Regions from separate parts of the Homo sapiens genome. Here regions 1, 2, 3 and 5 are each linked to region 4. A link is an interaction called in ENCODE POLR2A ChIA-PET data of the cell type or tissue named here. Cell type or tissue: B cell. All regions are shown on one strand. Links, peaks and the distances in the headings refer to the core of each region. The heading gives the core; the rest is flanking DNA.

Region 1 (6,476 bases), core at 557-5,556, 250 kb after region 4:
TGTGTCTGTAGTCCTAACTACTCGAGAGACTAAGGTGGGAGGATCACTTGACTCAGGAGGCAGAGGCTGCAGTGAGCCATGATTATGCCTCTGCATTCCAGCCTAGACAACAGAGCAACACACTGTCTCAAAAAAGAAAAGAAAGGAAAGAAAAATCACTGCTGCAATCTGTGTGAAGTGAGGTCAGGGAGGAGACCACCATGGATATAGCAATGGCCTTTGATAAAAAGGAGCCGGAAGGTAATATTCGGTAAATCAAGTGAGGCCAAACTCTGGGAGGTCAGGAATGCTAAGAGGATGATGGCAACCAGAGGATGATGGTTTAAAAAAAAATTAGGAAAGAAAAATCCAAGCCACTAGAAAGCTGCACATAGCAAACCACTCAGCTCAGTGTTAGAATCTGACGTTGGTGAGTGTTTTCCTATCCTTGAAAAGAGTGCTTTCGGGCTTCCCTTTGGTAGCTGGGTCCCCCACCCCGCACCCCCACCCCCTCAACTTTGAAGTTTTGACTCTCTTTCTCAACACCTGAAAAGACAGGCTGAGTTTCACCTTGGGAAAATGCAAAATAGTCAGCTGCAGTGAAGAAAAAATGATTTGCAACCTCAGTCACAGATTTCTTTGAAACACTGTTGTAAAGGGAATTCTGAAAGGACCACTGACTCATTTCAGACAGTGAGCCAGGGTGAATGTTTAATGTGGTGAGTCGGTGACCGAGGAAACCACTTCTCTTTTGGAGCTGTTCATTCTGACTCTTCTTATCTGGGTGCCTTTACCAAACAAACAAGTATCATCTCTTACTTGGGGACACCTGGTTGGCATTTGCAAAAAGAAAGGAGTTCCAAGAAGAGCTAAAATTATCAACAGCAGAGACAGCTCAGTTTCTGCTATCTACGGGTTCACCCACAGGGATATCATAATCAAGAAGCAAAGTGATCGATTTGGGAAGTGAGGGGTGAAGGAACAAAGATTCATAAAGAACAATGGGATTGGAGGTATAAAATATACCCTGCTCCCCATACCCAAAATGGAAAGTGCCACTTGGTAGGTGGCCATGTGCTGCATAAAACATAGCAGACAGTTAATGTCAACTCAAACCATTCTAGCAAGACATTAACTTAGAGGAAACGCCAGGAAACTGAGAGGTTGGAAGAAAGAAGAGGTGTATTCCTATGGACAGCTAGCTGCGAGGTCATCCTAGTCTGTTGCTGGTACATTCTACTTCAACCTAGAGCTGACAGCGTAGAAAAGTATGACTCATCTCTAAATAAGATCCCTGGACAGACTCATGGAAGTTCTGCTGCTCCCCAGAGAAGATCACCTGGTGGTCATAGGTTTAAAGACCTTACGAGGCTGGCCCATGGGCCGAGATGCCATTGTGCAGGGCAGCAAGGCCCACTTAGGTAAGAATATACCACATGATTGGCCTCACTGTAGAGGCCATCCCTCGCTTGGAAGCCATCTGGAAGTAGATTTGAACTTCTAAGTGACATCTTAAACAGCCCAAGTCCCAGTGATCATTAAGATCCCTGTGACCAAAAGAAGAATCTCTCCTGATCACTTGTGCACTCCTCAGGGACCAGGCAGGAAACATGGGGGCTGGGCTGCTGCCTTGAAAGCAGCCTTTTGTTACCCCCTCACACTGGAGCAGCTGTAAGAAATGGGTGGCTGCTGGCTGAGTGCAGTGGCTCACACCTGCAATCACAGCACTTTGGGAGACTGAGGCAGGAGGATTGCTTGAGGCCAGGAGTTCAAGACCAGCCTGGGCAATAGAGTGAGACCCCATCTCTACAACAAAAATTAGCTGGGCATGGTGGCACACACCTGTAGTCCCACCTACTTAGGAGGATGAGACAGGAGGGTTGCTTGAGCCCAGGAGTTAAAGGCTGCAATAAGCCATACTCACACTACTGCACTCTAGCCTGGGTGACAGAGTAAGATCCAAGAAAAGAAAAGAAGACAAGAAAAGAAAAGAGAAAATAAAAGTGGCTGCCACCCCCCTGCTCACCATCAGCTTCTGGGGGAACCCAGTGAGGCACCCATCTGCTATGGGTATGAGAGAGAACATCAAGCATCTGGCTTTCCTGATCTTAATGTCTCTTCACATTAAGAATGAGGTGAGCTTCTGATTCTCTTGTCCTGCTCCTTCCACCATAGTCTCTATATGGGCTTTTATCTTCTAGAGAGGAGCACGCCCACCCCAGGACTGGTACCCAGCAGGTGTACCACCAATGTTGATGATACTGATGACTAGACTTGCAGCAGGAGGCAGGCACTATTATTATCTCCACTTCACAGATGAAGAAACTGAGGCCCTAATCCATCAAGTAACTTGCCAAAGCCCCTCTGCTAGTGAGCCCAGGTCTCTTAGGATGAAGGGAGGAACTGAGTGTGTCAGAAGCTCTTAAACAGCACTGCCCCCTCCCTGATTCCAGCAGTGTCAGTCTCCTGCCGCTGGGCTCCCACCTACTTGTGTTTGCAGTCTCACTTGTGGGTTCGAGGTCATAACTCTCTGTCGCTCCTCAAGTGCTCGTCACACCCACTGTTCCCTGGTTTCATTTGTACATTGGGGTTCCAACTGTCAGTCCCCAGCCGGCACACAGGTTTCACTTCCCTGAACCCTAATTCACTCATTTTTGAAATAGGGATCTATCTACCAGAGTGGGTGTGAGAAATAAGAAACGGGGTATAAATATAAAGCCTGCAGGAGCCCCACCATGACGCTGTTCACGCCTTAGTGAGCACTTCACAAACAAAAAGCACCGTGATGAGGTATTTGTGTCCTTTCATAACAATCTTCTCTCTCAACTCTGGCTGACATCAGAATCACCTCGAGCATTATTTGAAAAGGCGAATGCTCAAAGCCCCGCCCCAACCCTGCCAAATCAGAAACAACCAAGGTGGAGGTCCTGGAATCTGAATTTACTTTATAGTAAACAGCGCTACCTGTTAATGCAGGGATCAGGGCCAAGCTAACGTTCATCCCACAGGGAGGTTCTATAAGGGATTCCTGCCGAGAGTGGGAGGTAGGTTTAGAGGACCTGAAAGCTCCTCCACAAATAACAACCCCCTTATGTAGTTGGTTCTCGGTTGATAGCTCCCTGCTGCAAGCAGTGTGGTGATCAGTGTACAGAGAAATATTTTTTCCATCCTATTCCACACTGGTCGTGTCCCAAGCTCCACTCTCTGGCAGCCCAAGTAGGGGTAGATAGGCTCTGGGCACCAGACAAAAACTGTATTCCCTTTAGGGCTGCCTTTCCTCTGCGGAACATGAAGATCACTTTTAACAACCACAAAGTTTCATGAACCACCAGATGAAAGCCAATCGTGCTGGTAGTGTGGTAATGTCTGTTGACGAACAACATTCGTTTTTGGCTTTTTTTTTTCTTTTTTTTTTTTTTGAGACAGGGTCTTACTCTCTCACCCAGGCTGGAATGCAGTAGTGCAATCTTGATTCACTGCAACCTCCGTGTCCCAGGTTCAAGCGAATCTCGTGCCTCGGCCTACTGGGTAACTGGGATTACAGGCGCCTGCCACCACACCCAGCTATTTTTTGTATTTTTAGTAGAGATGGCGTTTCACCATGTTGGCCAGGCTGGTCTCAAACTCCTGACCTCAGGTGATCCACCCACCTCAGCCCCCCAGAGTGCTGGGATTACAAGCATGAGCCACCGTGCCCGGCCCAAACAACATTCTTAAACACACACACACACACACACACACACACACACACACACACACACACAAAACTCCTATGAATTCAAGACACTTCCAAACCAATTCCATATTTTATGAATCACAATAGCATCCACATGCATTTCAAAAATTGTAGCACATTATATATTCAATCTACAGGAAGATTTGGCACTTGGGGGTATTTAGACCCTTCACAATAACTTCCCTTGGGGTCCACTGCTCACAGATTGAGAACCAGCCTGCACCACCTGACAGAGTCAAAGGTCAGTGATGAGCTCACCTTACCCCCCACATTCCCCTTTCCAGTAAATCACCCAAAAACCCAACTGTGGAAGAGCATGTTTGAGATGAGCCACTGGTAAGTAACCGAAGGGCCAGAAACATAATCTGAGGCCAAGAAGGAAAGAGAAAATGGGTCTGAAAACAAACAAATGGATGAGAAGGAGAAAGCTGAGGTGTAAAGACCAGGCGGAAATCTATTTGGATAGCTCAGGTGGAAAGTTTTAAAAGTCTGGGCTAGCCACACAGTGGTGGGAATTGCAAGGCTGCTAATGGATAGAAGAGATCTTGGAGAACCAGCATATGATGACTCACTGATGTGAGAAAGAAGGAGGAGGTGAAGGAAGCCTGGAATTTCAGCTAAGATGTGAAGAATGGAGCCACACTCTGAGAACCTACATATAATAACAAGTTATATTTAGGGCCAGCTTGGAACTGCACTCTAAGAACCAAAGTTGGACACTCAAAAGTAGACCAGGACACTTGGCAAAGCAACAGTTATAAGGGACCAAAGGTCTGGAAGCAAAGGGTGCCTATTTTCCTTAAGAACGACTGTGATAAAATTTACAGATAAAGGCATAAGTCTAGAGCAAGTTATTTTCAATGTTCTGCTAAAAATTATATTTGCAGTTAAGGAGTCCTGAAATTATTTAAACTTCGGGTGCCTTGGTATGACATTCCAACAATGTGCCCAACCAGGAAGTGGGTGCTGTAGTGGTAATGTGGACTGCCGTAAAGCTCAGCTTCAGAGTCCATCTCTCCTGCAAAACTTTCCCAGGGCACATTGGGTTGGAACAACTTGTTTCTCATCTGAACTACTGAGCCCCAACCCTGCTCATTCTGATACTATTGGTCTGATGGGGGACACTATCAACTCCTTATTTTCTGTGTAATTCATCTTTAACCATAAAAGTTACACATGATTGTATTGGAACTATTATTACATCACAGATGTTGATTTGAACTCGTATTTAAGCTTCTTGTGACACTTGCTTCTTTCCTTCTGCCTTTCTTCCCATAGAAAAAAGTCCCCAGCACTAACTGATACCCACATACTGATTTCTTTGATCTAACAAATGTCCTTCCCCCTAAAATCCAGATTTGGCCTTACCCAGGTAGTAACCTTAGAAATGTAAGGAAAGGATCTCAAAGCCTGCATTTTTTTTTGTCTGCCAAGTTTTGCCACCTCCGATCGTTGTTGTTTGAGATGTGACAGGAGATGAAGTCACTTCGATGACATAAGTAACAGGATATCATTGTGCTACACAAAAGCCCACAAGTCAGATGCAGGTGGTGACTGAGAAACCAACATACAAACTTTGAAAAATACAAGGGTAAGCCTTCAGACTTTCTCTAAACAGCATCCCCTCCCCTCCGAAATAGTCTCTCCCCTTGACCTCCATTCTTCACATCTTAGCTGAAATTCCAGTCTCCCTTCATCTCTCCCTTCTTTCTCAGCCCCACATCAATAAGTCACCAGATGCTGGTTCTCCAAGATCTCTTCCACCCATTAGCAGCCTTGCAATTGCCACCATGTGTGGCTAGCCCAGACCTTTACAACCTTCCACCTGAGCTATCCAGATAGATTTCTGTCTGGTCTGTCCACCTTAGCTTTCTCGTTCCAATTCATTTGACACTACATTTATAGATTAATTATTCTAAAGCCAAGCTCTGAGCATATTATTCTCCAACCCCAAATCTTCATAGTTTTGCTGTTACTTGATAGAATAAAGTCCAGACCTCTTAGCCTTGTCTATAAAACCATCTATGCTCTGGCCTAATGTACCCCTGCAGACAGAACTCCAGCCTATATTCCAGTCAAACTAGCTGATCCCTGTTTGCAGCTCCAACGTTTCATTCATGCCTTCTCACTTGAGTCAGGCTTTCCTCCTTCCTGCTGAATACCTTCCAATCAATACCTACCCATTCTTCACATGCCTTTCCTATGTGAAAGGCCTCCTCTTTCCCTGCTGGGCCTTGTTTGTACTTCACTTGCACTGCCCATCCTGCTCTGGCTTTTATCACAGTTTTTTATGTCCCTATTTTATCTCCCATACTGGACTTAGGTGTCTTGAGGCTAAGGACTGTATGCTATTCATCTAGTGTCTCTCCCAGCACCTAGCAGAGCTCTGCACATTGTAGGCACTCAAAATAGTTTGTGGAAAGAAGGAAGGGAGGAAGAGGAGGAAAGATAGGAGGATGGAAGGAAGGGGGAGAATGAAGAGACCTCAGAAATAAAAGAGAAGGAAATCAAAAGGGGCAAGAGGGAGTAGGAAGAGAAGCCACTGTAGAAGAAAGCAGGTCATGAAGATACACGGAAAAAAATAAAATGCTATGGGATAGATCCCGGGCCATGTGAGAGTATGAGTACCAGATTTGCAAGGGAGAAGAACTGAGGAAACTTCCTGGCATCATGAGAACACTCAACACTAGCCTTGGTTTTCTTCAGTGGCAGACTCAGTCACCTTATCTCCCCCACCTTTCACAGCAGAGCTGGGGTCTTT
Region 2 (6,476 bases), core at 970-5,969, 160 kb after region 4:
CGGATAAGTTCCTTAGTGGTGATTTCTGAGATTTTGGTGAACCCATCACCTGAGCAGTGTACACTGTACCCAGTGTGTAGTCTTTTATCTCTCACCCCCTCCCACCATTTCCCTGAGTCCCCAAAGTCCATTGTATCATTCTTATGCCTTTGCATCCTCATAGCTCCCATTTATGAGTGAGAACATAAGATGTTTGGTTTTCCATTCCTGAGTTACTTCACTTAGAATAATGGTCTCCAATTCTGTGTGGGTTGTTGCAAATGCCATTATTTCATTCCTTTTTATGGCTGAGTAGTACTCCATGGTATATATATACCACAATTTCTTTAACCACTCGTTGATTGATGGGCATTTGGCTGGTTTCATATTTTTGCAATTGTAAATTGTGCTGCTATAAACATGTATGTGCAAGTATCTTTTTCATATGATGACTTCTTTTTCTCTGGATAGGCACCCAATAGTGGGATTGCTGGATCAAATGGTAGTTCTCCTTTTAGTTCTTTAAGGAATCTCCACACTGTTTGCATAGTGGTTGTGCTAGTTTACATTCTGATCAGCAGTGTAAAAGTGTTCTCTTTTCACCACATCTATACCAACATCTATTATTTTTTTGCTTTTTTGATTATGGCCATTCTTGCAGGAGTAAGGTGGTACGGAATTTTGGTTTTGATTTGCATTTCCCTGATCATTAGTAATGATGAGCATTTTTTCATGTTTGTTGGACATTTGTGTATCTTCTTTTGAGAATTGTCTATTCATGTCATTAGCCCACTTTTTGATGGGATTGTTTGGTTTTCTTCTTGCTGATTTGTTTGAGTTCCTTGTAGATTCTGGATATTAGTCTTTTGTCAGATGTCTAGGTTGTGAAGATTTATCCCACTCCATGGTTGCCTGTTTACTCTGCTGATTATTTCTTTTGCTGTGCAGAAGCTTTTTAGTTTAATTAAGTCCCATCTATTTATCTTTGTTTTTGTTGCATTTGCTTTTGAGTTTTTGGTCACGAAGTCCTTACCTACACCAATGAAAAGACAAGATTCTTTACCAAAAAATGGTATCAACCAAGACAACAAAAGGAACTACTAATAACAAAGAATACATGAAGAACACAACTGAAATATACATCCCCAGTGGACTTATATATTATAAAACTGGTGTTGGGAAGGAAGACAATACCTTCTAAAATTGCCACTTGGAAATCTAAATTGAGAATTTGTCACCAAAAGCATGTAGGGCAAGTCTTCCCCATTGAGTACATATTCCTTGATTTACACATGCACACACACACATACACATATGCTCACAAAGCATGAATGCACATATGCATGCACACAGTGTATGCCTGAAACTTGCAAGTACTTTAAATGTTTACAAGTGAAATAGTATGGAAACATTTCAGAGGTGCTTTGTCTTTGCCACTAGACCAATTATGCAATTATATTCTATTTAGTGAGCCTTCATTATAGTCTCACATTGTGCCAGTTACTTTTATGAGGATTTAATACACACCCAAACTGAGGCAAATTGCTTCATATGTATTATTTCATTTGCTCCTCACGCCTCCTCCTTTTTTTCATGAGGAAACTGTAGTTTCAACCAGTAAATAATCTACGGAAGTTTCCTCAGTGAATGAAGAGCAGAACTATGAACCCAAGGTTGTCTGTTGGACTCCAAAATCTAAGGACTCAAGCACTACCCTAACCTGGGTCCACACAAAAGACAACCATGATACTTAAAATCTTTTAGTCCTCGCAGTACCTTGAATATAGTAGGTGTGACGGATGAGTGGATGGAGGGATGGATGGATGGATAAATGGAAGGATGGATGGATGGACAAATGGACAGATTGGGGAGATGAAGAGTGTTTTTTCTCTCCATAATAATGGATGTATATAAACAAACATCCTTCTGGATATGGAGAGCCTCTATTACTATCTATAGTAGGTAGGTAGGTAGGTAAGTAGGTAGGTAGGTAGAAAATCAAAACACTTGATTTATCTGTTTCATGAATTTAATTTTCCCTTAGAGTTTCCTTTAACCTTTGCATCTCAATATACAGCACAGATGGAAGTATTTAGAAATGAGGTTTCCTAAATTGTGCCTTTATGCCCTGAGCTCATTTGAGGAACACATGAAAATAGCAAGTCTAGGGCCTAATCCCTACATGGATCTGGTGGTTTCACCAGCTCTTGCCATACCAAACCTTTCTGTGCAGCCAGCTGCCTCCCCTGAACAGGAGAGGCCTGGCCACAGCAACCTCCAGGAAAAAAAAGGTTGGGGGGATGTCTGCACACCCACATCTGCTATATAGCAACCCCCATGCCCCAAGCAGAGCCACAAAATCCTCTCCATATAAGGAGATCAGAATTTCTCAGGATGGCCAAACCTTGAGCATGAAATTAGGAAACCCAAGTAAGGAAGAAAAAACCTGCACATGAGCTGCATGAAGCACTGGCACCAGGGCTGACACCAGAGCCAGGGCAGTCCATGTCTGACCAGCCACAGGCCCTGCACAAGTGGGGCACTCCTACATAAACACTGATGGGACACTCTAGGAAGGTTTTTGCACACATTGTTTAATGAATCTTCATCTTGCTGACGTTCATATTGTGTTGATCCCATTCTGCAGATGAGGTAAGGTTTCCAAGAGGTCAGATGATTTACAGGACAGAGCCAAGAGTCAAGCCCGAGTCTGTCTGATTTCGAAGCTAGGATGCTTCCAAACACACTGAACTCCTAATGGTCCCTTCCTGTTCCTGACCCATCCATCTGTCACCCAGCTGCACAGTACAGCTCCCCAGGTGCACAGTAATGTGAGACTTAGTTAAATAACAGTAGTAAAGACCCATATAAAATGTTTACAGCTATATTAAGTTTTCCTCATTGCAGAGTGACTGGGTGCTTCCTGCATCTGATGAGCATTTGGCTTTAAGATGTAACCAAGACTGCTCAAAGTACACAAACACAGCCCACAGGAGAGTGGACACTGTGTCAAAGGTGGGGAAATGACCAGTGTGATCCATTTTGTGTGCAAGCTACGACGATGCTAGAGACTTTGGTCCAGTGGGTCTCCCTGAGATGAAAATAAGACCCTAGTGCAAAACAGTAAGCATGTTGATGCATGTTCCTGGGAACACAGCTTTCACCTATTTCCCAAAGAGGAGCTAGGACCCCCCAGAAGATGGGAAGCATCATCTCAGGGATTCCTTTTAATGACCAATTTTTTAGGTGTCATCCCAGGGCAGCTGTGGAAAAGGCTCAGTGTCAGCACCTGTTTGGCATTCAAAGCCAAACACAGGCTATATTCCAAACCTTCTGTGCTTTGTCTTCCAGGACAGGAAATGCAGATTAACATCCTAAACAGACCCCTCTCCAAGTTAAATTCAGGATTCTCCTGAATCCCTGTCCAATCTGCCTGCAGTACTTCACCATGAGCTACAGTGCTTGCAGAGCTGTACTGTGTTCATTACCAGGCACACACTTCACAGCTGATATCAAATTTCCACAGACAACAACTGTGAAAGCAGGCAGCTAACTGGCCCTTAGCTGTTAGCCAAAGAGCATAGATTCTCAAGAAAGAGAAGTCAAGGATGAAGCCACGGCAAGATTGACATTTGGAATCTAAATTTGACACTGCTGGAAAGGTCCAAAGCCCTCAAGCCCTTGTGCTCTGGAAGGCATTGTTTCACTAAAAAGGGGAAGGATGTCCCCAACAGGTCAAGCAAATGTTTTCGGGACACTGTGGGGTTCCCAGCCACAAACCGCGTGTCAAAACAGAGACCTCGAAGGTGTAGGCATCAGACAGAATTGACGTGAGGCCAAGGGAACAGGAAACAATAAGATAATAACCCTCACTGAAGCCTAGAAACCAAGACCAAACAAACGCACACCCAGGGTCCCTGGGATGTCACATCACAGGCCTCCTGCCAGGGAGTGCTGAGGGGGCACAGAGCTGCCCTCCCTTGCCATCTCTCTGAAGCCCCCACCTTGAATTCTATGCAAAAGCTGTGCTCCCCTACAGCTAGTCTGGAAGGGAAAGAACTTTCTTTAAACTACAGCTGAGGAAGTCAAGACTTCAAGAAGCAGTTTGAATAGCAGGGAGCTGGATAGAGAGCAGGCACAAGATCCAAAGTTTCCTCCACAAAGAATCAGTCAGGTCTGCAGTCTCACTTTTATATCTAATAGGAAATCTAAGGAGCAGAGGACATGGCCCCAGCAAAACATTATAATAAGAAAACCCATGATATACAATGTATGACTTCTTACCATAAACATGCATTACTTTTCTATTTCTTTAAAAGCCACTAAAAATATAAAAAATAAAAATTCAATGAAGTAGATATCATGGGTATTATTGTCACCACATTCTATGAGTAACTCCTGTACCCAAGATCACATAGTTAACTAGTGGAGAACTAGAACTCAGGCCTTCTAACGTTTAACTATTTCTTCAGTTCACCTCACCAGAGGCATCTAAAATAGCTGCCTGGTTCCAACTTTTTATAGGCGGTTTCGTAGCAGTAAAGGTGACTTTACAGGCCAAAGGAATGGTGACTCCCTTCAGATGTCAGCAAGGTGGGAGAAAGAGCCTGGATGACTGTCTTATTCAGCTGAGGCTTCCTGTATACTTTGCACACACAGATGACAGCCTCCCATGCCCTGGGCACTCCTCAAGGTTCTGGGAATGCAAAGGTGTTAAGAAATGGACCCCAGGCCAGGCGCAATGGCTCACGTCTATAATCCCAGCATTTTGGGAAGCCAAGGCGGGCGGATCACAAGGTCAGGACTTCGAGACCAGCCTGGCCAATGTGGTGAAACCCCATCGCTACTAAAAATACAAAAATTAGCCAGGAATGGTGGCACACACCTGTAGTCCCAGCTACTCGGGAGGCTGAGGCAGAAGAATCACTTGAACCCGGAAGGTGGAGGTTGCAGTGAGCTGAGATTAAGTCACTGCACTCCAGCCTGGGCAACAGGCGAGACTCCATCTCAAAAAAAAAAAAAAGAAAGAAAGAAAGAAATGGACCCCAGCTGCCTGAGTTCTCACAGAGCATGGTGGGGGGGCAGAGAAGTAAAGAGAATTCACAACACGGCATGAGAGTACTGAGATGGTAGTGGGTGCAGGATGCCACAGCAGCATTTACCGATGTTTATTGGGTCCCACATTAGGCCAGGCCCTGGGGATTCAGGGACAAATAGGAGGAGGTCCTTATCTTTGAGGATCCCTCTAGCCAGGGGAAGTAAATTAACTCAGCCTAATGGGATCAGCCAATAAGTGCTTTAGTGGACATTTGAATAGAACTCAGAGGATGGAGGAGAGGATTCTGAGCTGCAGGACACCTGGCACTCACTGTGCAACTAGCAAAGGCCCACATTCAGTGCTGCCCAAATGCACTGCCGTCTCTTCTGCCGCTGTGGTCCTCCACCCTTCCCTCTGATTGTTAGAATAACTGAGAAAGTTCAGGGGTTCGCTTCACTTCAAAGCGATTTTCCTCATTGTAGTTGTTCTTGCTGTTCTTGTGAAGCAATCCTTCAGCTCCCTGTTTGCCTTCTCCTTATCATTGTTTTCTCTGCCAGACCTGGTGGGGTCTTCAGAGAGAAATCCATTCGGGAATAACCCTCCTCCCAGAAAAGTCCATCAAAGGCAGCTCCTGTGGGTAAAAGGCTCCACAAGCGGAGGGCAGCTGTAGGAACCACACCAGATGCTCTCGTGGGTCAATAGGTCAAGCCCAACAAAAACTCGAGCTCATATTTCTGAACCTGAGGGCCTCAATAAACTTTAGAGGGCATTTTGAGTATTAAGGTGATACTTGTAAAAATAACTAGAAGTGTGGCATTTCTACTACGGTGTGAAAGCAAAGTAAAATTGGAAATGGCTGACGAATGGCTGTCATGGAGTCAAGCAAGAGAACTGAAAAACATGCTGGGAAAAGAAAACACTTGAAGAGTATTCTAAATTGATCCTCCAACACAAGGAGGCAGTTCAAGTGTAGAGGTTGGATATAAATCGAAAGGGAGCCTCAGTCCTCTGGAAGGAAGAAGGAAGCCTGAGAGTATTTGCAGGTCTCTCCATGGAGCAATAACACAGAAGCTAACAGTGAACGTTTTCTTTTTTTTTTTTGAGACAGAGTCTCGCTCTGTCACCCAGACTGGAGTGCAGTGGCACTATCTCGGCTCACTGCAACCTCTACCTCCTGGGTTCAAGTGATTCTCCTGCCTCAGCCTCCCGAGTACCTGGGACTACAGGTGTGTGCCACCACACCCAGCTAATTTTTGTATTTTAGTAGAGACGGGGATTCACCATGTTGGCCAGGCTGGTCTCAAACTCCTGACTTCAGGTGATCTGCCCGCCTTGGCCTCTCAAAGTGCTGGGATTACAGGCGTTAGCCACCGCACCCGGCCAGTGAATATTTTCAACAGCTTGCTTTCTTCTGCTAAGCACGGCGCCTTGCTAAATAAAGGTGGATCCTAGTAAGCAT
Region 3 (6,476 bases), core at 979-5,978, 130 kb after region 4:
ATTATCCCTATTTTAAAGATTGGGGAATTGAGGCTTCAGTTAGTAATCAACAGAGCCAAGATTCAAATTCAGGGAAGAGCCGAAGGAAAGAAGCAGGGCTGGGAGAGAAGGTGAAACTCAAGTGAAACACTGTAAGTAAAGCACTTTCTAGCAATACAAGACTTTGCAAACAGCTATGATTGTAATGTCAGTGAGCATGAGGCAGAGATATGACAATCAAGTGAAGAATACCCAGCTGCCTGCTGAAAATAAAAAACCTAGGGAAACGTTAGTAGTTCATGAGAGAGTCAAAATTTTAAAAGGGCCTCAGGATGGATGCTGGGTGAACTCAGGATAACTGGAAGGAAAAACAAATCAAAAGGAGAACCAGGAGTATTTACTAGCCCCAAAGCCAACAGTGTCAAGCAAAAAAGAGTCAAATGCAGCCAGAGGGTGGAAGAGAAGGAGGCCCAGAAAAGAGTCACTGGATTTTGGAAATTGGGAGGCCACTGGAAACCATCAAAAGAGATGGAGGGTAGGTGACAGAGATGTAGGTTAGAGAGAATGTGGGCAGTGAGGCAGTAAGGACATCAGTGTAGAATCCCCATTCAGAAAGCTTCCCCAGGAAGGAATAAAGGAAATCAAATGCAATGATAGTTTAGGAGATAGGAAGATCAAAAGAAGGAATGAGCTCTTAATATCCAGGAGAGAAGGCAATGTAGAGGTTGAGTACCATTCTCAACTTCTTCACCTGCATGACTTTGGGACTGTTTGTGTAAAGAGAAATTTCTGTCATTGCTGCTGTACCTAATTAGAAAACATCTCCTCATTTTTCATCCTACCAAACTCTATTAATTCTTCCTGTTCAGTATCCCTTGGATTTACCTTCCCTTTTCTGCCATACTCTCTGAGAGCAGGCTTGTCTCATGGACCTCTGTGCCATCCTTCTTGCTCACTTTCCAAGCTTCCCACCCCTTCCCACAACTTGAATCTGAACCAGATTAACCTGTCATAAAATCTAGTTTGCAAACATGAAAAGCACTGTACGGTGAAAGCACCCCAATATGCATTGGTTCAAGTCAGAAACCTTCAAAAATGCAAGAAGTTTCATCAGGAGCCTCCATTCCCCAAAGCCAGCCTTTCCTTAAACCCCTCCAAATACACCTTGACAGTCTGAAGACTGTCCTCAGCCTTCGCTGCACGTTAGACTCATCAGGGAAGCTCTAAAAATGCTGAGGCCCAAGCTCGTTCCAGAGATTCTTTAATTAGGTCTGCAGCGGGTCAAGGCAAGGGTATATTTTAAAAACTCCCTTGCCAATTATTTCCTGGTTCTCTTTACTGCTCTATGGGATACTCATAAACCCTGCTCTGAGCCTTTGCTCAGCAATGCTTTCCATGCCTGAGACATTTTCCTTCTTCCTTTCTATGAATCTGAATGCCACATTTCCCAAAGGCCTAATACAGTCTGACTTTTTTTAGGAAGTCTTTCCAGACCACCCCAGTCAGTAATTATCTTCCTCATCTCTAAGTTCTGATAACTCTTACAGATGGCACTGCAAAATTCAGCCCTTAATTCAATCAATATGTGCCTTCGAGGAGTTTATAGTCATGGTTTGGTATGGTTGGTATGTGATGCACACAAAGCAGAGACAGCTGCATGTAGAAGGGCAGGGGAGCATGGAGGCCCCAGTACAGCCAGGAGGCCCCTGGAGCTTCAGGCAGCAGGACATGGGTCTGGATCTGTAGTCAGAGGGGAGGTCAGGAAAGAGCTTGTACACCAGCAAAAGATTGGATCCTGTGGTTCTCAAACCCTTATTAGTCCTGGAGCTGTGTTTCAAGGAAATTCTGCAGAAGAACAGCAGGTGGGTTCCCTCCTCACCTCCCCACCTCCTAGATATCCCCTTGTGGGTGTCACACAACTAGGACTTTGAAACAGTTTGAAAACCATTGTCATAAGCCATTGAGCTTCTCAAAGGCAAAGACATAGGTTTTCTATAATTATTTTATGTGAACAAATCTCAACTCTCCAATAGATTTACAACTCTTAAAGGCAAGAAACCTGCCTCTTATGTTTTCGCATCCCCTAGAGCACCTTGTCATTCTGGTGATAGAGTATAATAAAGAGTTAAAACACAAGCTTGAGGAAAGGAGGCTACCCACAGTTGGGAATCATAGAAGACAGAATTTCCAAAGGGCTATTAATCGTTTCAAGATTGATTTAAACATCTAAGTGGTACATGAGGAATAGAAGTGAGGTGACTTCCAAGAACTTGGAAATGCAGTTAGTTGCTCTTGAAGATTTAGGTTGGCAAAACTCATGCACAATGGCTGAAGTTAGCTATTATACTAAATGAAAGAAAACCATAGCCTAAAAGAGTTTCTGTGAGTGTGTGCCCAAAGAATTTGGGAACAACTCAGATTCGTTTCAAGGTGACAGGATTGAAATGAAATTGGATTTAACCAATGGAGAACAAATCAGCTGTTTTGTATACGGCCTGGAGAAGTTCTGTAGAAACAGAGAGTGAGCACACAGAAAAAGTGAAAACGCAGGATCAGAGGTTGGCTGTGTTTACCCATGACTTCCAGGGGAAAGAGAGACAACTGGGTGGACAGAAGCCACAGCAGTAGGGGAGCGTACCCTCTGTGAGGGTCTAACCGAGACCTGCATCTGCCAAGGTTTATGGCTGCAAACTCAGCAACTGACTCTGGACTATTTCAAGAAAACAGTTGGGAATAGCGGGTAGGGGGATGCTCTGTTGGATGGAGTAGTATGGAAAACCACAGAGGATCAATACAGGGACTGGAAACCAGGTTCAGAATAGATGAAAACCTGAAGGTCTTTGTCACAGAAGCTATTGCTCAGCTTCACCTGGGTGCTCTCCCCAGCATAAATAAACTCCAACCATACTTCCAGCATTCAAGACACAAAGTTCTGGGAGAGAGTATGATGGGTTAAGCTGAGGTCACATGCCTACTTCTCAGAGGAAGGCTCTGTTAGGAGGAGCCTTCAACCTTTAACAGAGGAGGGTACATATTGCACCAACCAATCTCCCAAAGCCTGAACATGATGGGAGAGAGAAAGATCCCTAAAAGGGAACTGGGGTGCTCAGTGGGAAAAGTCACTGGGCAGTCAATATCCACAACACAGTCTGAGGAACTCCAGGGTTGTTCTCTGGCCTTTGTCCTGACCCTGTGCTCACCTGGCCACCTTTTCACTTCCAATCCACCGTCCCTGCACTGGGGCAGAGGCTTCTTCCCTGACAGCAGTTGTAAACCTTCCTTTCCAAAAGAAGGAAGATCCCTCACTGTAAGTTAGCAGGATTGTCAATCAGCTAGGACCATGTTTACCTCAAGGCAGAGCTCCTGAGTCAGGTCTTGAGATGCGTGAGGGTGAAAGCCAGCCTCTGACAGACAGCTGGCCTCACCCACGAGCTCCACCTGGCTGCAAGCCTCTCCACGCTGTGGCAGTGACAGGCCCCACACTGCCAGTCTGGATCCAGAAATCTGCCACGAGGTTGACTTTCTTTGGATATACTTTGTGAATTTCCACTTTCATCCATATGAAATTAAAAATCCACCTACAAATTTTTCATCACAAAATAAAGTGTGCCTTTTCCAATCATTCCTGGACCGTCTGTTGCTACTTGAGTGATTTGCCCATCGTGTAATGGAGACTGGTTCCCTGTTACATCACTAACCATAAGCTTGAGGAAGTCAGTCCTATAAATATGCTACTCAGGCACGAATAAACGGGTCAATGACAACAGGTGCTGAGACTTCAGAGTCAGATATACTAAGGCTGCCATGATAATATTTATCTTTTGGATCATATCTAGAGTGAAAGGCCTTTTAACAAACCCTTGATTCGGTTTCCTTATTTTTCAGATGAGGAAACTGAAGCCCAGAAAGGGGAAGTGACTTGCTCAAAATTATCTAGCTCATAAGTGGAAGAACTAAGAAAACCTGATCTCATCCATCCTTTCCATTACATCATTACACTGTCTTTAAAAATCAGAAATTTCATCAACTTTCCAAGTCTCTTAAAATTAGTGAGTGCTCTCATCACTGACCCTTTGTATCCAAACAGGAGATGCTGATGCTGCACTTGCTTCAATATGATACTCAGTGAAAAGCTAATAATTAGCAAACTCAAGAATTGTAGTGCCCTGATAATTCACATTTCTGGTAATCTACTGAAAAAAAAATGGGTGGGCAAGATCTTTTTTAGAAATACATTATTACAAACATTCCTAAGTTGTGTGTGTGTACACGTGTGTGTGTGTGCACGTGTGTGTCAAACAGAAAAAGTAATTTTCCACCGTAGTAAATATCATCAATGTCAGATGCAGCCTCTGAAGTGAGGGCCCTGTCAAATCACATTTCTGCTGCATCACCTTGAGCAAGTTCCTTAACTTATTTGAAGGTCAGTTTCCTCTTCTATGAAATAAATAACCTACCTCAACTTGTTGTTTTCATTAGATAATCCACAGAAAACATTTGGCACAGTGTTTGGCCAATAGCAAGCCCTTGAGTTTTTTAAGTTCTTAAGTTATATTAACATAATGAAACCTTTGGTGTTTGCTTTTTCACAAGGCCCTAAGAACACCTCCCTGATGTTTCAAGGCATAGCACTGGTTCTCAAACTTGGCTTGTTTCGAATCACCTGGGGAGTTTTAAAAAGTGCAGGTGCCAAGGATACACTCCTGAAGATTCTGGCTCAATTAGTTTAAGGTGTACTTGGGACTTTCCCCCATTGTATAAAGCTCCCAGGGGACCTTGTATGCAGTAAAGTTTGAGAACCAGTGATCTACAAAACTGAACCTATAACCAGAGAACAGGCAAGACAAGGACCATCAAGCATTCAAGCTTACAGTCACCGCAACATCACTCCATCTCCCTACCTCATTAAGATCACACTGAGAAAGAACCTGTAGCTGCAGGTTCTTCCCCTGTCCCAGAGATCTCGAGTCTTCTCTTTCCAAAATATTTCAGATAAAAGAGGCCAGGCACAGCAGCTCATGTCTGTAATCTCAGCACTTTGGGAAGCCAAGGCAGGAGGATCTCTTGAGGTCAGGAGTTTGAGACCAGCCTGAGCAACGTGATGACACCCTGTCTCTACTAAAAAATGTAAAAATTAGCTGAGCATGGTGGTGCATGCCTGTAGTCCCAGCTACTCAGCAGGCTGAAGTGGGAGGACGACTTGAGTCCAGGAGTTCAAGGTTACATGGAGCTATGGTCATGCCACTATGTTCTAGCCTGTGTGACAGAGCGAGACCCTGTCTCAAAGAAAAAAAAGAAAGAGACAGAGAGATTAGCCTAAAATTGAACTAACTCCAGACCTTACCTGGTAGGTGATTTTGGAGTGGGGGGAGGGAGGTGGAGGGCATGTCAAATCTTTTCCCATTTTCTCCTACAAGAAGAGTAGCTTGGAAGAAAAAAACCCAGTTCACCAAAAGTACAGAGATGACTGTCCTGGAAATCAAGGGAGTCATTGTTTTATTTGCAATATGGAGTAATGTGTTCTTATTTATTCCTATAATTTTTTTTTTCCTACCTGTTAGTGAGGCCTTGAGTTTGGCTGCATTTTAACAAGACACAAGAGAATCAGAGGAAGCTTTTGACTGGGGCTGGACTTTGTTTTCCAGGCTTGCTGGGATAAAGGGGAATCAGGCATGTGATCTCCTTTTCCAGCTAATTTCACAGAAGACCTGGAAGAGGAAGGCAGCCTGGAGAGTCCCTATGAGGGTACCCACTGGCCCAGATTTTACCCTTTTGCTGGCCTGGCCTGAAGGATCCCAGCATGCTGCCACCAGGCCACTGCAGCTGTTCACGTGCCCCTGTTTGGGGAAGTGAGGCCTGGGAAAGCAACGGCGCAGGGTTATAGTTTGTTCCACATCAACGGAATCTTGACCTGAGAGCTGGCTTCCTCCTCTCAGCATGCTGGTCCTGGCAAGTCCCATCACAAGCCAGCCTTCCCAAAGAGGAACGCCTTACGGTTGGCTCCAGCCCCTCAGCTTCCTCTTTCTTCCCTAGTTCCCTTGCAAGGATGACCCCAGGGCCCCTGGTTCCCAGCAGCTCCAAGATGGTGAGAATCTGAAGTATGGCAGAACAGAACTGGGACCAATGGCCTGAAGCCAGCAGGAGGCTGATTTCAACTCAAGTAAACAATAACTTCCCAAGAGTCCCATCTGGGGGCAGTCTCAGTAGTTAGAGATCCACATCAGGGCAGGTGTTTACACAGGGCCATAGAAGAGATTCTGAAACCAGATGAAGTTTGACCAGTTGTTCTCAAAGATCCTGTCCCCACCAGAAAGTACATGTCTATGAATCTTCAAGTTAGCATCAATTCCCCAAGACAGAAATAGGAGTAAGAAATCATTTTCTTACTGTTTCAAACTTGTAAATATGAAACATTTCAATCATACTGACATGTAGAGAAAATAATATACTAGATCTGTAGAAGCCCATCACCAGAATGAAACATGTTTTGCCATATT
Region 4 (6,476 bases), core at 801-5,800:
GAAGAGAGACAGTTGTATAAGACAGAGAGCCCTCATGCTAGTTTAGTTACTCGTTTGTCACAGTGATTTACACTGGGGCTATTCTTGCTTCATTTTCACTCCAATAATGAGCCATTTATGAAAGACTACATGGTACTTGCCTGTTTTATTGCTACAGAGCCCAGCAAGATCCTCAGAATGTTTTCTCAGCAAGCAGAAGATATCCCTCTACATCTTGGGACATGAAAACAGTTCTTGTAGATGTTCCTGAGATTTATAGGTTTGGCTCAGAGGCAGAGACTCTGGCAATGAGCTGTAGTGGGTCTGCCTCACCAGCAGAGAGTGCCCTGTTGTCACTTTTCTCTCCTATTCTCAGGGCTAGGTTGGATGTCGCTCTAGAGCTTGGGCAGAACCAAGAGTCAAGGACGGTACACAAATGGGTTTTTTGTTTTTGGTTTTTAAAGAATGCCTCCTAGCATGATGTCAGACTTGCACCATACATAATTATTTTGCTTTGGGCAATGTCCTTTGACCCAAACTATTGTCAATCCTAACCAAAGAGTAATTTTCTGAATGTTGTGCTTTCATTATTATGACAGCTGCTCATGTTTGCAAACCACTTATTTCAAAACAACACATCATTCAGATCTCCATGATTACAGATGCAGGGACAAGGAGAGAGAAGTGACTCTCTCACTAGCCCATCAGGGCTCCTAGTTCTGACAAGATGGTCATAGCTATGGGCTTCCCATTCCAAAGGCCCACTCCCACCAGCATTCCCTCCGCTCATCTAATTCCAGTCTTCCCAATCATCTTCTTCCAATGGGAGGATAATGGTGACAAATACTCCAGGTCACAGAGCTTTCACCTATGTTAATGGAATGAAGAGGTTGGGTCATTCCTGTGGCCAAAATCTTAATTTAAAGCTGGGGTGGCTGTAGCTCAGATGGTCTATAGCCATGCCTCTGAATTTTATCTGTGTGTAAGACTTACTGGTTCATCAGAACAGATGCTGTCCAAACCTCTTGTCGCAGCCACCACTTTCTTCTTTCACCTCTCTCCAAAGTCTCCCATATCACACTGCCATCCATTTGGTTAGTAGTTTTCATGCACAATCCTTTCCATTTTTCATCACACTTTCACTGCATGATCTCATTAGAATCTCATAATGCAAACTCAAGGTAAGTAGAGAAGGTGTTAATGAGCTTTTCCACTTACCCCAGGCAATAGTTACTCTGTTCTGTGTTCCCATATGTTGCATATTCCTTTATTATAGACATTTTTGCTATAGTGTAGTTATTCCTTTACCAAGTTCTACCACTGTGTGTTTCCTTAAGGCAAGAGTACAGATCTATCTTAACAGGCTTATTGCAGCACCCACCCCCGCCCCCCGCCAAAGCTTTGCAAAGTCCTTGAGATATAGTAAGTATTGAATAAATGTTTGTTGATTTGAATTACTATACCCATTTGACAGATAAGATAATCAAGTCATACAGAGGAGCTAAATAATACAGATGCTACAGCTACTGCTTGAAATGAGTAATGGAAGAACAGGGGATAGTACATGTATGGGCCAACTCGAGGAATAAACAATCAAAGAGAAAACATCTATTGCATTCTGACTCTGGAACAAATGCCCTGAAGAGATATAAAGATAAAATAACAAGACATGATCATAGTCTGAGACTCTCGTCCAGTGACTGGTGGGCCCCTTTAACTACTCTGTATCTCAGTTTTAACTCATTCAAGTGAGCAGGCTGAAGGATAAGATCTATTATGGCTCATTTGCATAGGCTCCTCAGTATTCTGGTTGAGGAAATGCTACGTATCATCTATTTGCACAGATGGACTATAGACATGCCAGCATACGTATGGCCATGGGATTAACAAAACATGCCACATGGGCAAATAGAATCAGGTTGAAAGAGCAGTCCAGACCACCCTGAAAAAAAAAAAAAAAGGCCTAAAGGAAGAGAGAACTTGGAGAACTGAAGAGTGAAGCAGGCTTTATAAGAAGTGAGGCCAGGGCTGTGGCTAAAGTTGAAATTTATACAGGCAAGAATGACTGACGGGGTGGAAATGAATGGAGGGGGTACACAAAGTGTGTGTATTTAGAGGACAGTAATATCAGGAAGCAGGGCAACTACTTTTCCAGTGGTCTATGCCTGGATGTGAAGGGAGGTGTTTGAGGAAAAAAGAAAGCCTGTCTCCACTTCAGTCCAGTGTTATTTCATCTCTCATCTGAACTCCATTCCTGTTTCATTTATCTTGCTGGTCTCCCAATCTAAATTAGGTTTTGCCCCATTGTACAGTCTCACAGCATTCTGAACTTTAACGTCACAGCAAAAATCTTAATTATACATGCAAGTAAGCTGTTCTTTCTCTATTGCCTCTGTCTCCTGCAGGACTGAAAGGTCTTTGAGAGCAAGACCTGCAACTGTTTTATTCACTGCTGAATCCCTTGCACCTAGCATATAGTAGGTGTGCAGTAAATGTCCAGTGAACTACTACATGAAAATCAGGAATATATGAAAAACATGTCTGTCTGATGGCAGGGCCGCCTTCCAGGGCACAGTTGCTCTGGCTGCCTGGGCAGCTTAACTCAAAGTCAAGTGAGGTCGTCAGTGACAGGTGCAACCACCACCCAGGCCGAAACTTTGGAGTTTGAGTGTCACGGAGAGTGAGAATGTCCTATTTCTGTTTGAGAAACACCACCACCAAGTTTCGTCAGCAGACCCTGCCTTTGACGCTGCACCACATCCCCTCCCCATTTCCTCTCAGTCAAAACGGAAGATGCTTTTCTTTCCAAACAAACTTCTCTTGAGCTTCAGGGCCCTCCCAGACCTCCCTAAACCCACCAATCCCAGCACCCTGCCTCCTACTCAGTCCTGCAATGAGTGACTTTGTCTGTACTCATTCAGATCCATACACACCCTGTGGTCGGCTGTGTTTGTTTCTGTTTTTAAAGGGCTGAAGCAACTGAGTCTCAGAAAGAGCAGGTGACTTCTTGAAGGTCACACAGCTAAAAGCCCCGTCAAGGGCATCCAGAGCATAAAGCTTTGTCATGACGCTAGTTGCTATTTAAGTGCTTGCTAGACTCTGCTAAGTGCTTCCTCACATGACCCCTGCCGATCCTCACACCAGCCCTGTGAGATGAGTATATTATGAAGCCCAGTTTATCAGAAGGCCTAAGTCACGAATTAGTTGGATAACCAGCTCAGGGTCACTCTGCTTGAAGTCACAGATCTGATTCTAACTCGGGACCGAAGCTGACCACATAGCCTCAACTCTCCCCTACATACTCATCACATGGCTGCTGGATGATTTTTCTCTGCTTCAGATTCTCACTTATTCCACTGGACGCTCCTTGAGCAATGGAGTCACATGGTGGGACAGGTGGCCCCTGGTCACTGAAAGGCATTCCACCCAGAGGGACCCAACTTCAGGAAGTAACAACCTCTAGCACCCCCACACCTGCCTCCCTACTTTTCTCCACGCCCCTTCTTTCTTGCTCTCCCATCCACTGCAGGCCCCCACCAGGCCTTTCCTCCCTGAACCCAAACTCTCCTCCTCCCAATTATCTTCACACCAAACTCAGCTGGTTTTCTAGGGGGATGCACCTGACAAGCACATTGACTGTGACTAGCACAGCACCTACCCCAAATATGGGGCATCCCTTTACAATTCAAGCACATCTTATTTCAGCCAAATCTACAGGGACCATTTCTGTCAATTCTGTAGTAAAAATTTTATAGCCCGGGGAGTTTCTCCACCAGGGGCACATGTACTTGCATTTTAACACAGAAAAACCTTAGGAGGGAGAAGAAGGCCCCAAACATGAAGGCTGTAAATATGGATGTTCACCTCTTAACCTCTCCTGGCCCCAGCCCTCTGAAGCTGGAGACTTAAGAATAGCTGCTATAGGGGGCCAGACATGATAGCTCAAACCTGTAATCCCAGCACTTTGGGAGGCCAAGGTGGGAGGGGATTACTTGATGTCGGGAGTTTGAGACCAGCCTGACCAACATGGAGAAACCCTGTCTCTACTAAAAATGCAAAAATTAGCTAGGCATGGTGGCGCATGCCTGTAATCCCAGCTATTCAGGAGGCTGAGGCAGGAGAATCGCTTGAACCTGAGAAGCAGAGGTTGTGGTGAGCCAAGATCATGCCATTGCACTCCAATCTGGGCAACAAGAACGAAACTCCATCTCAAAAAAGAAAGAAAGAAAGAAAAGCTGCTATATATCAAGCATCTACTCTGTGCCTTGCCGGCCATTTTTACTTGACCCCTAAAACCACTCCATGCAGTAGGTTGCATTGTCCCAGATTTACAGGTTTTAAAAAATGAGATCCAGGCTGGGCACAGTGGCTCACGCCTGTAATCCCAGCACTTTGGGGGGCCGAGGCAGGTGGATCACTTGAGGCCAGGAGTTCGAGACCAGCCTGGGAAACATGGCAAAACCTCATTTTTACCAAAAAAATATGAAAATTAGCCAGGCGTGGTGGTGTGCATCTTTGTCCCAGCAACTTGGGAGGCTGAGGTGGGAGGATTACTGGAGCCCGGAAAGTCAAGGCTGCAGTGAGCTGTGATCGCACCACTCACTCTAGCCTGGGTGACAAAGCGAGACCCTGTCTCAAAAAACTAAATACATAATAAAAACGAGAGCCAGAGAATAAATAACTTCCTGACTCCAAAGCTTTGCGTATTTGCCACTACAATTGGCTGCCTCCCTGATTCTCTTGGTGAGACTTAAGATTTTGCAAAGCAAAACCCAGCTCTTACCTTCCCACCCGATGCAGGCTAGAGGTTCGATCAGGGAGCCATTTATATTCAGCAGATAGTAGAGCCTGCGTACGATGTACAAGCAAACATTTGTATTCTAATCTGTGATTAGAGTTCTACTTCCAGCTCTGGAGTTCTTACTATATAATTGTGCCCACAAATCCAGTTTGATTTGCTGTTCTGCTTATTTATTCTTTGCATTGGAATTGTTTAGAGTCATTGGACTAACCAAAATTTTTAAATGGCAAATTAAACAAGAGGTGAATGTGCTAGCGTTGGAGCCATATTGATCCAATAGAACACGAAACAGGTCTTTTAATGTATGGATGAAATCTCCAAAGCTATTGACAATTTTCTGCCATGCTTTTTAATCATCACATGCTTGCTCTGGCTTTTGAATTGCCTAACCTTTGGGTGGTAAAATCACAGCATGTTATTTTAATCTCTTTATAATGGACTAGAGTTCACTTCAAATAAACATGTCTCCCTGTGCCCTTGGTAGGAGGCAGGCAGGGTTGAGAGGCAGGGAGTGTTGAGAAGCAGGCTCGTAGCCACATGGATTCCCCAAAAAGCCTGAACTGCACTCTCCATCTGAAAACCACATGGGCTTCTGGGCCTGCTGCTCTTATCTCTAACACTGGGTTCCCAAAACACAGTCCCTGGAGCAGCAGCAGCAGCATCACCTGAGAAACTGTTAGAAACGCAAATTCCCAGTCCCTTACTCAGACCAACCCCCATGTCATGCCATACAGTGGCTTACCAATAGTATTCACACAATAAATATGTATGGCTTACTGAGTTCCTAACACAGGAAAAGGGAACAGAACAGCAATGAGTATAATGGAGCACAGAATGGACCTTGGATGTCTTCGCTTCACATTTGCCTGGGGTTGGCTTCTATTCCCCAAGACAGGGGTTCTCTAACTTGAATGTGCATCCGAATCATCTTAAAACACATATTTCTGGGCTTCACCTCCAGAGTTTCTGACTCAGCAGGTCTAGCTGGGAGCCAAGAATGTGCATTTTAACAAGTTTCCAGGTGATGCTGATGCTGCTGGCACACCTCACTTAGAAAGCCACTGCCCCAGAGGCAGGAGTCACCTGTCTCCAATTTCTGCCTCTTTTTCTGGCCTTGGATACTATACATATTTTTAAGGCCTTCCCTCTCCAAACTTCTCAAAACTTGGCTCAAAAGATTATCTAAAGGCTGGTCCAAAAATTACTAAAACCAGAAGAAGAATGGATGTATTCTCTTTAAAGAAACAGACAGGACTCTGTCTTAATAAGAGAGCAGTTACTTATTCAAGAGCTAGGAAAGGAGGGATGGCACTGTTGTTAGGGATTCATGGTCAATTTTTTTCTTCCATGCAGGTAGAGAACATGGGTTCTTGATGTCTGGTTTCTTTTTGTAAGGTTGCTCCAAGGTCCCTGGTAGGCTTTAGGGTTTGCCCAGCCACAAGATGGCAGTACTCAGCCAGCATTCACATGAAATGCAATACTGGCCCCCAGACTCCTCTTGCTCTTCAGATGATACCCAGAGCAGTGAACTGATGCATTTGATGCAACCAAAATAGGCTCATTTTCCTCCTGGGAAACCTGGCATTGAAGAAATTCTCCATCTAGTAAACTCAGACCCGGGAACAATGACCCTAAACAAGATTACATGCATGCCATTTAGTGTCTAAAGACAGAGCCGTTTCCCACACTCAAATGA
Region 5 (6,476 bases), core at 835-5,834, 140 kb after region 4:
CACCCAGAGATGGAGGTGGACAGACAGTGTGGGATGGCCCTGCACCCTGAAACTCCCAGGCACTACCTTGCATTGTCAGTTTCTAATTTTACACACACTGGGGAGAGGTCTGCTGTGGGCCAGGCTGGCCACCAGCGCTGGGTAAGTAGGGACTGGCCTAGCCACAGGCCTCAAGGATGCCGAAGTCTGGTGGGGGAGACAAGCATGGAGAGAGACAGAGATGGCAGAGGCCAGGACAGGAAGCCTCTGGGCATCCTGGCTGAGGACAGGGTGGCACACCCAGAGGAGAGTGAATCGTGGAAATGCCGAAAGCTAAAGAGAAGGTAGGAACCCTAGGGCTGGGGTAAAAATGTATAGGGTTCAGTTGGAGAGTGATGTGGAAGGATTCCCACACTGAGATTTCAGTGCAGTTTCAACCACTTCCTAGCTATGTGACCTCAGACTTGACCTCCCAGAGCCGCAGTTTCCTATCCCATAAAATAAGAATGATAATAATTCCTACCTCTCAAGATTATTGTGTTGACAACACAAGAAATCAGGTGTGAGAACATGAGCACACAATACGTACTCAATAAAATGGAACAACAACAACCACTCACTGAGCCCTTTTCATACACTTCTCATATGTATAACACAACCTGAAGGAACTGTCTGTCCTTAGCCCCAGCTTTCAGATAAGGAAACAGAGAAGAGAAGGAGATAAATGGTGAAGCCAGAACATGAACCCAGGTCTGTCGCATGCCGGAGGCTTCACTGTAATACTAAGCCATAAGCAAATATATTTTTGAAAGAGAGGATGTTCAAAAATCATAGTATCTCTGATTATCATGATAATCAAAAGTAGCAGCTTATTGGAATTTCATTCAGGATTAGAAAAATTGGTCTGTATCCAGAGGATACTACTAATCTCTTCCTTGTATTGAGGACTTACTGGGTGCAAGGCACTGTACCAAGCACTGTTAGAACACCACACAAAACACCTTGGTTTATTATTTTATAGATATACCAAGAGGGACTTGAAAAGATTAAGTGCCTCCCTAAGGGCATTCGGTAAGTGAAAATGGCTAAGCCAAGATTTGGACGGAAGGCTCCTAGTCCTTGTTGCCTTGTTCCAGTCCAGTCCTGCTGTACTGCAGATTCCCACCAGAGATCACAGAGCAGAACATGCAAAAGGTAAGACTCCTGGGACACATGAGGTATTTCCCAGATGATATCCTCACTGGGACTGGTATCAGACTTGGTGGAGGTGAGAAGGAAGAAAAAGAAAGGGAACAGAGACAGAGTCCAACCCCAGGGTGAGCCGCTGTCCTTTCTACAGGCCACCAAGAAACTCCTGCTGCCCTGATTGACCTCTGTTAGAGCTTCAGGGACAGGGTGTAGGAAGACACCTTCCTACATGGAAGCAGCAATTAGAGGGACTCTAGAAATCTCATTTCACCGCAGGTGTCCATCCCTTTCTGGTGGCATTGATAACTTTGTGATGGCCCCATCTGCTTTGGATGGCTTCTCCATAAACTCCAGGCACGTCAGATTTCTTTTGTCTGTATGGGTGAAAGGCCATTTGTTGTTGTTTGCTGGTTGGCTGGTTTGGTTTCTTTTTTGAGATGGAGTCTTGCTCTGTCGCCCAGGCTGGAGTGGAGTGCAGTAGCATGATCTCAGCTCACTGCAAGCTCCACATCCCAGGTTCACACGATTCTCCTGCCTCAGCCTCCTGAGTAGCTGGGACTACAGGTGCCCGCCACCAAGCCTGACTAATTTTTTTTTTTTTTGTATTTTTAGTAGAGACAGGGTTTTACCGTGTTAGCCAGGATGGTCTCAATCTCCTGACCTCATGATCCACCCACCTCAGCCTCCCAAAGTGCTGGGATTACAGGTGTGAGCCACCGCGCCTGGCCAGTTTGGTTTCTTTTGTCAACTAAAAATGAAATGCAGGCCTTCTAAACTGACGCTGGATGTGGAAGCCCACTGACAGGTGGGTTCCTTCCCTCTCCCCATCTAAAACCTCCCATCCATCCATGATGCCTGTCCTTCCAACCTCATGAGGTGGCTTTGGAGAAGAAATGAGGTCATTTAAAGCATTACAACAAAACAAGGGAGTTTTTGTTTGGTTTGGGATTTGGTTGGTTTTTCCCTTGTTTTAAGTCATGACACTGAGCAGTATTGCCTCTCTTTCAATGGGTAAGGTAAGCACTTAATTCTGTAGTTCTAACTGAGGAATATGAAGGCCTGAGCTGGGATGTTGCTGAGCATGTGTGTCTCACATGTATGTGTGTGCACGTGCACACACACACACACTCTTACACAATTAGCCAGACAGACTTCCAACATGCCCCTCCATCATCACCCAGGTAAGACAAGTGAAGGGAGAATTCAGAGACAAGAGATTTTCCTTGCTCTTGTGACCCTATTGGCAGAAACACTGGAGGCCTAGACATTTCCACAGCTCCAGTGGTCCCACTGCTTGAGGTGAAAGTAGGAGAGAAGAGGAGAGGAGATTTGGCCTTCACCTCCCATGCCCCTGGGAAGTAGGGCAGTCAGAGGCAGCTCATCTGGAAACTGAGCCTTTGTGAAGTCCAGCTACAGCCTTGGAGATGCTGGTGGAACATACCCACAGCCATGCTCTGATTCTTCACAGCTGCCACAGCTAACCATTGCTTTTGCTCAGTGAAGACCTCACATGGAGAAGGAGCAGAATGTCAAGCCTCAAGTGTTTGTTTCTTTTTTTTTTTTTTTGAGACAGAGTCTCGCTCTGTCGCCCAGGCTGGAGTGCAGTGGAGCGATCTCAGCTCACTGCAACCTCTGCCTCCGGGGTTCACGCCATTCTCCTGTCTCAGCCTCCCGAGTAGCTGGGATTACAGGCACCCACCACCATGCCTGGCCAATTTTTGTATAGTAGAGATGGGGTTTCACCATGTTGGCCAAGCTGGTCTTAAAATCCTGACCTCAGGTGATCCGCCCACCTTGGCCTCCCAAAGTGCTCAGATTACAGGCGTGAGCTACCATGCCCAGCCTGTTTCGATGTTTTTTATAGATTCCCCCCGCCACACCCACAAGCTGCCATTGCCTTTAGGTAGGACAAATGTCCTCTCTTCTCACTTATCTTAGACAATTCCTTAAATCCATCCCTCTACTTTGACTAAAATATAAGCTAAGTCTGGAAAAGCTCAGGCCAGGAAGCTGTGTAAGTGATATCATAAATGTTCTACTCATGGATATAAATGTCTTAGGGCTTTGTCCCCTTCCAGCAAAAGTCAGGCCATTCTGTGGAAAGAAAGGTTAAATGAAGTGAAAATTAGTGACTAAAATGTTCCTCTTTCTTTAGTGAGAAAAAGCAAATCTGCATTTAGCAGCTTTTCTGCTGTCCCAACTCCAGGTATTTAACTGGAGCTAACCACTTTTGAAGTGAAGAGAAAAAGGGAGAGAAGTGAACCCAAGGATGGGAAAGGAGACAGGGCGAGACACCAGAAGGATGGCTGAGCCTGTTATGCCCAAAGCACCCTCATTCTAGAGCTGCATCTACGGGACTGGTAGTTCTCCTTAAGAGAGAGAGAACCACCGTTGAATTATTTGTAGGGACAGGGCAGAGATCACCCACTCCCACCACATCCACACAAGGGGGAGAAAGTCCCAATGTCTGAAAAACAAAAACTTATAAATAGGGAAGTGTCTGAGGCTAAGAAAACCAGCAGACACCTGACAATTTTCCTTACGCAAATCTCAACTAGTATACCAAAACAAGTGACTAAAGCTGGCATCACTTATGAAGAAGTTGACCTCTGTTTTCTACAGTCAGATGACTAGAGTCAGAGTCTTAAAAAACAGGAAGTGCCAGATGTAGTATCAAATGACCCAGACAGTGAAAAGTAAGGCAGAAAACTAAATTGGAAGACAGGAAGTCACAATCACACCACAAACAATACAGATATTTGTCTGAGATATGCTTGGCGGGGTGCCTTATCACGGCCAGAAAATGGAGGAGCACGGCCGAGATGTTTAGCAGAGGCCAGGCCACCAGCAAGGGCCAAACTGACACCCTCCTGGAAACCTCTTCTCTGCAGCTGAGAAAAACTTCAGGGCTTATATTGCTGGATGAAAGTGCCATTTGCAGGCTTAAGGCCAAATACCATTACTAAGCCCTGGGATTTAGCTCCTGAAAGAAAATCTCTGGCCCTCCCCCACCCCACCTCCTCCTTGCCCATCGTAAGAGTAGTGGCCCTCTAGTGTTTCTGGCAATGATTCCTCCTCCAGGTAACAGCATGTTCACCTTGCCCACCCCTCCCCTACTCTCAGTCTCCACTCAGCTGATTTGAGTTGGCCCATGATGCTGACAGCAAACCCCTGGTCATACTGACTGATTCAGGAGTTACCCTTTTGGAGCCCACAAACATGACTCCTGAGATTCTGCTGGAACTATTGGGAAATATAAGCTGTTCATCAACTGGAATTACTAATCTGGTAGCACAAAATCTTAACAGCTGCCAGAAGCTACCATGTGGACAGAACCTGCTGGGGAATTAAAACCAACACAAAGGAAAGCAGCACAATTAACACAGAGAAAAAAAAGAGACTTTGTCTTTAGGATTTGATTCCAAACTCCTGGATCCATCTTTACCTGAAGCTAGGCCACACTGCTGGATGTTTCAGCAGTGAGTCCAATCATCTCTTCTGATGGTTTCAGCTGGGAATCTGTTCAAAGAGTTATAATACAGTAAGCAAAGGGTCTAGTTTCTGGTCTTTATGAGGTATTCAGCAGGACCCTCTCTCCTCTTCATTTGTACTGATTGTCTGCAACTATATTCACCATGAGCCTTAAGCGAAACTTCTTTGTCTCTCTGAATCTTTTCTCCTCTGGGATAAAGAGGTTCAACCAGAACAGGACTCTAAGGTCCTATGCTGAAATGATGATTCCAGAACTTCGTGATATTCTCCTGAAATGTTTCAGATCCATTAAAGCTCAGAATACACTCAACTTTACATTCCAGTGAATGATTTCTATACCTTTTCTATATAGCCCAGAGGGTCAGTATTTGCCTGGACACTTTTTCAATATTACAGAAAACAAGTAAGAAAAATATAAGTTATCTGGAAAATATTGGTTGAGGAAAGTTCTTCAACTAAACATTACCTATGACTCTCTTCTCTAAAATCGAGGTGGCCAAAAGCCACAGGTATCGGAGATGTAAAAGTACTGCCCGTTTCTGCCACCCAAGATTTCTGTGGTCCCTGGGTAGGTGGTAGACTGCTAGTACCACAGACAATATGTGAAGGCACAGTCCTCAGGAAAATACAAGTTCCTTTAAAAAAATTTTTTTGAGACTGTGTCTTGCTCTGTCACCCAGGCTGGAGTGCAGTGGTGGGATCACAGCACTGCAACCTCAAAGTTCCTAAATTTAATTGTACACCTTTTTGATGAACTTTTTATTATCCAAAATTATTTAGGCTGTAAGTGACAAAAACACCAGCTCAAAATGGTTCAGACAAAAAAGCTTATTAATTTGGCTTGTGTAATTTTTTAAACGATCCACATTCAGGTACCCAGGTGCTCAAACACTGTCTTCAGGAACATGTCTCTCTCCCTCTGCCTCTTGGTTTTACTTTATTCTCTGGGCAAGCTCTTCTTATTTATTCATGTAGATAATCTACCAGCAGCTCCAACTTTATACCCTACCAAGTTAGCAGCCCCAGAGGAAAGCAAGCACCTCTTTGTCAATAGTTACATAAAAAACCCCAGAGCTAATACCCATCGGTCCAGCTTGACTTATATGTGTCCATCTCTGAAACAAGCACTATGATGCCAACTGGCCGGACCTAGGTCACACACATATGCCAGTACTCCAGAGGGTGGGGTCAGCTCTATCTGGCCCACACATTGGCTAAGGCTGAGGAAGGGATGCTGACCCCAAGGAAAACTAGAATGCTGCTTCTAAAGGAAGGGGAAATGGATGTGTGGCAGGGAAAAAACAAACACTGCACAGCTCTTGAGCCAAATACAAAAGGCCCAGCCTGGGGTGCAGTATGTTTCCTTCTAAATGGAGGCATCATTCTTTTCTCAAATGGGAGTAAAAAGCCCTATAGAGGGGTAGTGAAGAAGACACAGGAGGTCAGCTCCGTGGGCTGGAATTGAGGGTCAACACAGGCATTTGTCCCATGTGAAACAGCAACCAGTGCTTTGCAGGGCTGTGGAAAAGTTTCATTATTATGTATGAGAAGAACCTAGGAGGCATCTGATGTTGTCAAGGCTGTGCCCTGAGATGTGTTTGATGCCTTCCCTCTGCTCATTCAGGCCCCCATCTGCCTGGACCATTAGGCACTGCCACCATCATCTATGTGGTTAGACAGCACACATAGACCAGGGCCAGCCACTGCAGAGGTAACCGGCACTACCAGGCATCTCACAAGAGCATTGGCATTGAATGGCCTCTCTTTCTATCATGACCAGCTCAATTCCACTGATATTCCAGCTGGATCATGGCAAA

The links. ChIA-PET counts read pairs that join two places held together with the same protein. Peaks named below come from ENCODE experiments on the same cell type or tissue, not always from the same donor. Only the 100,000 strongest peaks of a DNase experiment are listed, where the experiment ranks them.
Region 1: POLR2A ChIA-PET joins it to region 4 with 40 read pairs; 12 of 35 experiments call an interaction of 5 or more read pairs at or near these places.
Region 2: POLR2A ChIA-PET joins it to region 4 with 11 read pairs; 8 of 35 experiments call an interaction of 5 or more read pairs at or near these places.
Region 3: POLR2A ChIA-PET joins it to region 4 with 13 read pairs; 6 of 35 experiments call an interaction of 5 or more read pairs at or near these places.
Region 5: POLR2A ChIA-PET joins it to region 4 with 33 read pairs; 9 of 35 experiments call an interaction of 5 or more read pairs at or near these places.

What each region holds. Positions count from the first base shown.
Region 1 is chr2:136,128,528-136,135,003 of GRCh38, reverse strand. No RefSeq gene overlaps it. Among named protein-coding and RNA genes, the nearest start is that of CXCR4, 14 kb to the right of the region's middle. In B cell, for the core only: no CTCF peak of the experiment used is centred there; DNase peaks (open chromatin) are centred at 733, 1,473, 2,673 and 5,213; H3K4me3 peaks cover 3,292 bases; H3K27ac peaks cover 5,000 bases.
Region 2 is chr2:136,223,511-136,229,986 of GRCh38, reverse strand. No RefSeq gene overlaps it. Among named protein-coding and RNA genes, the nearest start is that of CXCR4, 110 kb to the right of the region's middle. In B cell, for the core only: no CTCF peak of the experiment used is centred there; a DNase peak (open chromatin) is centred at 3,786; H3K27ac peaks cover 3,111 bases.
Region 3 is chr2:136,253,202-136,259,677 of GRCh38, reverse strand. No RefSeq gene overlaps it. Among named protein-coding and RNA genes, the nearest start is that of CXCR4, 140 kb to the right of the region's middle. In B cell, for the core only: a CTCF peak has its summit at 3,447; DNase peaks (open chromatin) are centred at 3,437, 3,797, 4,777 and 5,867; H3K4me3 peaks cover 546 bases; H3K27ac peaks cover 3,051 bases.
Region 4 is chr2:136,378,702-136,385,177 of GRCh38, reverse strand. No RefSeq gene overlaps it. Among named protein-coding and RNA genes, the nearest start is that of CXCR4, 260 kb to the right of the region's middle. In B cell, for the core only: a CTCF peak has its summit at 3,789; DNase peaks (open chromatin) are centred at 1,837 and 2,827; H3K4me3 peaks cover 907 bases; H3K27ac peaks cover 2,171 bases.
Region 5 is chr2:136,236,296-136,242,771 of GRCh38, reverse strand. No RefSeq gene overlaps it. Among named protein-coding and RNA genes, the nearest start is that of CXCR4, 120 kb to the right of the region's middle. RefSeq lists a silencer at 319-613 and enhancers at 3,534-3,603, 6,236-6,476, 5,833-6,476. In B cell, for the core only: no CTCF peak of the experiment used is centred there; DNase peaks (open chromatin) are centred at 1,561, 2,651 and 3,761; H3K4me3 peaks cover 1,430 bases; H3K27ac peaks cover 5,000 bases.